Linked DNA regions of Mus musculus: region 1 is linked to region 2. The links are chromatin loops, found by intact Hi-C in ENCODE. Cell type or tissue: heart. All regions are shown on one strand. Each heading gives the region's core, and the rest is flanking DNA. Links, peaks and the distances in the headings are about the cores only.

Region 1 (2,913 bases), core at 156-2,655, 60 kb after region 2:
ATTTAAAAATCACATCTCATTATGCTGATAGAGGATTTTAAGAAGGACATAAATAACTCCCTTAAAGAAGTACAGGAGAACACAAGTAAACAAATAGAAGCTTTAAAGAGGAAACAAAAATCCCTTAAAGAATTTCAGGAAAACACAACTGAACAGATGAAGGAATTAAACAAAACCATCCAGGATCTAAAAATGGAAGTAGAAACAAAAAGAAATCACAAAGGGAGACATCTCCCCGGATTTTAATGGAACAGCTCTCTTAGACAATCTTAGTTTGTGAGTATTCCTTTATTTGGGGTGGGTTTGCATGCATACACCCCTGGATAGTGGGAAGGGGTTCTTCTTAGGGTTAAGTTTCATTGGAGTTTAAAGTACTGTGAATGTCTCCTTTGTGTGGAAAGGCATTCCAGGAATTCCAGATATGTGCAGGGCAAGTTTGGGGTTGGGGCAAGGGTGGGGGAGGGAGGACTATGTGACATTCTTCAGGTAGAAGATTGTGGGTCAGAGGTCGGGTTCCCCAGATCGGGCAGAGAAGAAACCCACCTAAGAAAATGGAGTCCTACATATTGTATCAAGCTCAAAGGAGCTATCTGCACAGGATAGACTATAATTTTGGTAGCAAGAAGCAACAAATAGGGTGTTACATATTCTAGAAGATACAGACTTTACAAGATCGAAACACAGAGTTTAAAGTGAGAATAACAAGGTTCTAACTGTTGATGGTCCCAGAGAGGGCGAAAGTCAGGAGAACCAGGGCCATATTTGTTCCAGGAGATTCCTCTTCAAGGTCTGATCCCTTGGATTGTAAAGCAACAACAAAATCATACCGATGACAGAGCAGATTAAAAGGAAGATAGGATAAGATTTTAACCACTGAATACTGAAAATGTCAGATGAAAAAGTCGTGAGAAAGACAGAATTAAGTAAGGTTATTGTTACCGATTTAGATAAATCTACATCAATAGGCTTATATAAGTAAAGCCTATCTTGAGGGGTGGCTAGAGAGATCGTTCAGTGGTTAGGAGCACTTCCAAAGGACCAGGGCTTAGTTCAGTACCCACGTGGCAGCTCATAACCATCTCGAACTCCAGTTCCAGGGATCTGGCACCCTCTTCTGGCCTCCAAGGGCATTGCCCTCACATGACATACTGCCATATCTGTAGGCAAATGTAAAGATAAATAGAACCTATCTTTGTATTATACCTGGAGTGGTTGTGTTTGTCCTATCTTGTGTGTCAGTAGACCATACACAGGATTTAATAGGAAGGCCTGTACGTGTCCTAAATTATTGTCTCTTTTGAAGTTTAGTTTAGTTTTTATTTTGTATTTTATTGCTATACTTTACTGCTGGGTGTTTAAGAAGACTTGAAGATATTGTCCCCAGGGGTTGTTTGGAATTGGGAGGAGCTATGCTTCCTTCAGTCTTTCCTTTACCAGTTAAGCCCTCTGCTAGGATGAGTCAGGCTCTGATTAACCATGCTGCTTCTTTAAAGATAAGGGAACATGTCCGTCCATCTGTGTTCCTCTTTGCAGAATTTGCACTGGTTAGAGTCTACTGTCTGGTCTCCTTGGTTTCTCTAGTCCAGAGGATGGGCAACCCACACGGAGATACAAGACCATTTGAAAGATGCCTGATTGAAAGATTGGATTGAGCTGCCGATTCCTGTGAGCTGTACTGCTGATGTCCTGACAATGCAGATTGGATTTGCTCCAAAGAACTATTTCTAAACAGGTTCTTCTTTGCCCTATTAATCTTTCCTTCCCACTACCTCTGGTGTGGTGGGCTAGAAGGGACATTAAAACATTTAAGAACAACAACCCTCGAACTGTGAGGCTGTCAGCTTCAGACAAGAGAGACTATTTACTTAAATGGCCAATTTTTGTTTAAAATGGCCACTCAAATTAAAAGGAAAAGTGAGGATCTGGAGAGAGGCTCAGCAGTTAAGAACACTGACTGATCTTCCAGAGGACCAGAGATCAATTCTTAGCAGCCACATGGCGGCTCACAACCATCTGTAACGGGCTCCCATACCGTCTTCTGGTGTGTCTGAAGATAGCTACATTGTACTCATTTATTATAAAATAAATAAATAAATCTGCTCTTCCGAAGGTCCTGAGTTCAAATCCCAGCAACCACATGGTGGCTCACAACCAACCGTAATGAGATCTGACGCCCTCTTCTGGTCTGAAGTCAGCTACAGTATTTATGTATAATAATAAAAAAAGTGAAAGTGGGCGAATTCCTTTGGATCTAATGCTAAAGGAACATACTTTAAGCTCTGGGGAATTACCTTTGTGCCCATGGGGACCGGGCTGTCTACAGTAAGCAACAGCAAGGAACTGAGAGCAGCAAGGACAGAGAAAACCAGACCAAAGTAAAACATGGGCTTCAGTTCACTAGCAACCTTGAGAAGGGAAACATTGCCTTTAGCCTGACTTGATTCTACCTTTCAGGAAGGGGAAATGGAAGTTAGCCTTCATGCGAGGGTCCAGACAGTCTGGCTTTTTTTTTTTTTTTTTTTTGACTTTGCTGCTGCACTGTTTTGCCCTGTATTCTTTGGGTTTATAGGTGTAAGACCCAGCTTCAAACTCTTGTCCTATTAGGGACTGTCCCTGTAGAGACAAGAAGCACAGGGCTACCACAGGAAGGTATCAGCATCCAAAGTCCACAGTTAACCTAATCTCCCCTTTCCCTACCCCAGAAATCTTCAGGCTGGGACCTCAGGTCTCTGGAGAAGTGATCTCAGGTGTGGAGGTCTTAAGAATTAGCGTCTGTAAAGTCTACTTTGGAGTCTTGTCTGATTGGATTCCTTGTTTTCATGAACTGGGTAGGCATCTGGGAAGGTTTACATAAAAAGGAAAAAAAATAGAGACGATTAGGATGTATAACTTAATGCCACTGACAAGGGAAAT
Region 2 (2,913 bases), core at 146-2,645:
GCCCCTACCCTGCTAGAAGGCAAGAAGCTTGGTGTGCAGCCAAATGCCCAGCCAGGGGGGTCTCAGAAAAGAAGAGAGAAAACTGTGCAAGGCTTTTCTCACTTTCAGACTTAAGAGGTTCTTAAATGCAACTGTTTCACTTTTGGATGTTATAGACCAGCAGGGGACATAACTGGGTTGTAGCAGACAATTGTGTTCAAACTTGATAAGCTCAATTCAGTCCTCCAAATTGGACTGACTGAAAGCTTGGTGCCAGTGCCCGGAAGAAAAGATGCTTATTCATTCCTTAGCTTGCTCATCCATCCATCCATCCATCCATCCATCCATCCATCCATCCAGTCCTGGGACAGTGTCCACAGGCAGGGCTGGGAGCCTACTTGTTCCAAAGAGAATCCAAGCATGTTTGTAGCTGCCTGGCAGGTGTGGGGACTGAGATCAGAGTCTGAGAGTTCTGGAAGGGTAAGAAAGGGTCGGCAGGAGTTCCATGAGAAAGTGGAAAGCAGGGACCGGCTTAGTATTCAGTTAGACCCGGGAGGAAAGCAATATATACAAACAATCAGCAACTGAGGATCTCTTAGGGGTTCCAAGAGGAGGACAGAGGGAGAGAAGCAGGGGGTGATGCCGAATCCAAGCAGAAGTGAGGGCAGCGGAACCCCAGGATAGAGGGAAGTGCAAGGGCTATGGGCCACAATAGCTGGGCCCTAGAGCCTGTGAAACTGTCCAAAGCGGGAGCAGTCAAGGATGCCCACTACAGGCTAGTGGCAAGGTGCTCAAGGCAGGCTGGGATCCAGGCAGCTGGAGTGGAGAAAAGAGTCTTGAGGGGTGGAGCAGCCCTTCTACTCCACAGTCTTTCAGCAGTCCAGGAGGGGAACCGAGGGACCACGTTTACCTAGCCTATGACCTCAGGCAAAGGATCTAGGGATTGGAAGTTGGCAGGGACCTCCCCCTGCTCCAACCAGCTTCGGAAACTACTGGCTCACATTCCACTCAGAGTGGTCCTCTCCTTTCCGGTAGAGCGTGGCCGGCCTGGTCTCCAGAGTAGGGGTAGGAGTATCAATTGCGACTTTGCCCACTTCCCTATGAAAGGGATTCTGGGGAACAGTCTCCTCCTTTTTCCAAAGACCCACAATCAGGGCATCCCCTCGAGAGTCTCAATCTGCCTGCAGAATGACCTCCCCTCGCCCGCCCAGCGGTGGCGCCCTTGCTCTGGGAACGTGGAACCCTGAGGCTCTGACGCAGGGTCTGGCTCCAGTTACGTACTGACCTTAGGGTGTCAGGTTGCAGGAGACTGGAGGTCTGTGGCTGAGCTTGTCCCAGGACAGTTTTTCAGTGGTGGGAAGAGACGGGTCAGAGTACCTGTCAAGAGAAACCCTGTCACTTCCCACAGGCAATTTTGCTAACACTCTCCATTTCTCAGCCTAGTTGAAGATCATCTCGTAATCGGTAAAGGAGATTCCCACCCATATCCCAGTATAGCTGCCTCACCCCAATTGGACCTACAGCAGCAGTTCTCAACCTGTGGGTCACAACCCCCCCCCCCCAGTGCCACATATCAAATATTTATGATTCATAACAGTAGCAAACCTACAGTAATAAAGTAACAAAGACATATTTTATAGTGGGAGGGGGGTCACCACAACATGGAAAATTGTATTAAAGGGTTGCTGAAGCATTAGAAAGGTTGGAAACCACTGGCCTGCAGACTTTGTGGCAAAGATTCTGTCTTAGTCAGGGTTTCTATTCCTACACAAACATCATGACCAAGAAGCAAGTTGGGAAGGAAAGGATTTATTCAACTTACATTTCCACATTGTTCTTCATCACCAAAGGAAGTCAGGACTGGAACTCAAGCCAGGTCAGGAAGCAGGAGTTGATGCAGAGGCTATGGAGGGATGTTACTTACTGGCTTGCTTCCCCTGGCTTGCTCAGCTTGCTCTTTTATAGAACCAAGACTACCAGCCCAGGGATGGCACCATCTGCAATGGGCCCTCCCACCCTTGATCACTAATTGAGAAAATGCCTTGTAGCTGGATCTCATGGAGGCATTTCCTCGAGAGGGGCTCCTTTCTCTGTGATAACTCCAGCTTGTGTCAAGTTGACAGACAAACCAACTGGTACAGATGCCTAGGCTCTTACCTGGCCCCAAGAATCCCCACCTGTATTGCACTTTTGCTTCAGCATACACCTGGGCCCTGCAGACAAGCCTCCCCTGCTCAGGTCACACTAGGCTCACTGATGTGCTTGCAGAGGTGTCTCTAGTTAAAGACTTGGTTGTCCCCTGGACTCTTGACTTGCATGCTGGGTCTTACAGGTGGAGTGACCTGAAGTTTGGTTATTAAAGACTAAAGTTAAGGATGAGTCCTATAAGGCCTGTCCATCAGCCCAGCAGGAGGAAGGTGACAGGTGGGTTCAGCCTTCACCTATCCTAAGCCCCAAGTGTCGACCTGATGCACTAGAATAGGACTGCCCCTCTGCTACTTGGGGCTGTATGGCTTGGGACAGAGGCCGAGGGACCAGAAGACCACTGCCCTGCAGGGGAGGAGACTGGAGAAATCTCTAGCTGGTTTCTATTCACTGAAAATAAGGTGATCTTTCTCCCTGGACTAGAGTCTTGTGGAAAAGGACAGCTAAGTGTGGCATGTGTCTGTAATCCCACTTCTCAGGAAGCTGAGGCAGGAAGATGGTTGCAGGTTCAAGGCCAGCCTGGCCTGGTCTACACAGCAGGCTAACCAGGATTTCATATGTGACCTTGTCTCAAAAAAAGAAACAACAATCAGAAAAGGAAGGAGCAGGTGTTGGCTTGGGAATTCTATTATCACAGCCATGTTTAAATAAAGACAGGAGACATGACAGCAGGGTTCAGGCACAGGAGAATGAGAAGCAGGAGTCAGGGAAGGCAGCTGTGCTTAGCTG

Evidence for each region. Hi-C counts contacts between places; a loop is a spot of excess contacts. Peaks named below come from ENCODE experiments on the same cell type or tissue, not always from the same donor. Only the 100,000 strongest peaks of a DNase experiment are listed, where the experiment ranks them.
Region 1: it touches region 2 in a loop (2.4-fold over the local background); 1 of 42 quality-filtered maps calls a loop at or near these places.

Annotation. Positions count from the first base shown.
Region 1 is chr13:73,343,859-73,346,771 of GRCm38, reverse strand. It overlaps Eprn (ephemeron, early developmental lncRNA), which reads left to right. Exons shown (of 3, transcript NR_045293.1): 2 at 1-276; 3 at 1,534-2,107. Among named protein-coding and RNA genes, the nearest start is that of Eprn, 2.1 kb to the left of the region's middle. In heart, for the core only: a CTCF peak has its summit at 1,128 (motif pointing left); no DNase peak of the experiment used is centred there; H3K4me3 peaks cover 670 bases; H3K27ac peaks cover 1,434 bases.
Region 2 is chr13:73,404,237-73,407,149 of GRCm38, reverse strand. No RefSeq gene overlaps it. Among named protein-coding and RNA genes, the nearest start is that of Eprn, 58 kb to the right of the region's middle. In heart, for the core only: a CTCF peak has its summit at 1,189; no DNase peak of the experiment used is centred there; H3K4me3 peaks cover 816 bases; H3K27ac peaks cover 577 bases; H3K27me3 peaks cover 400 bases.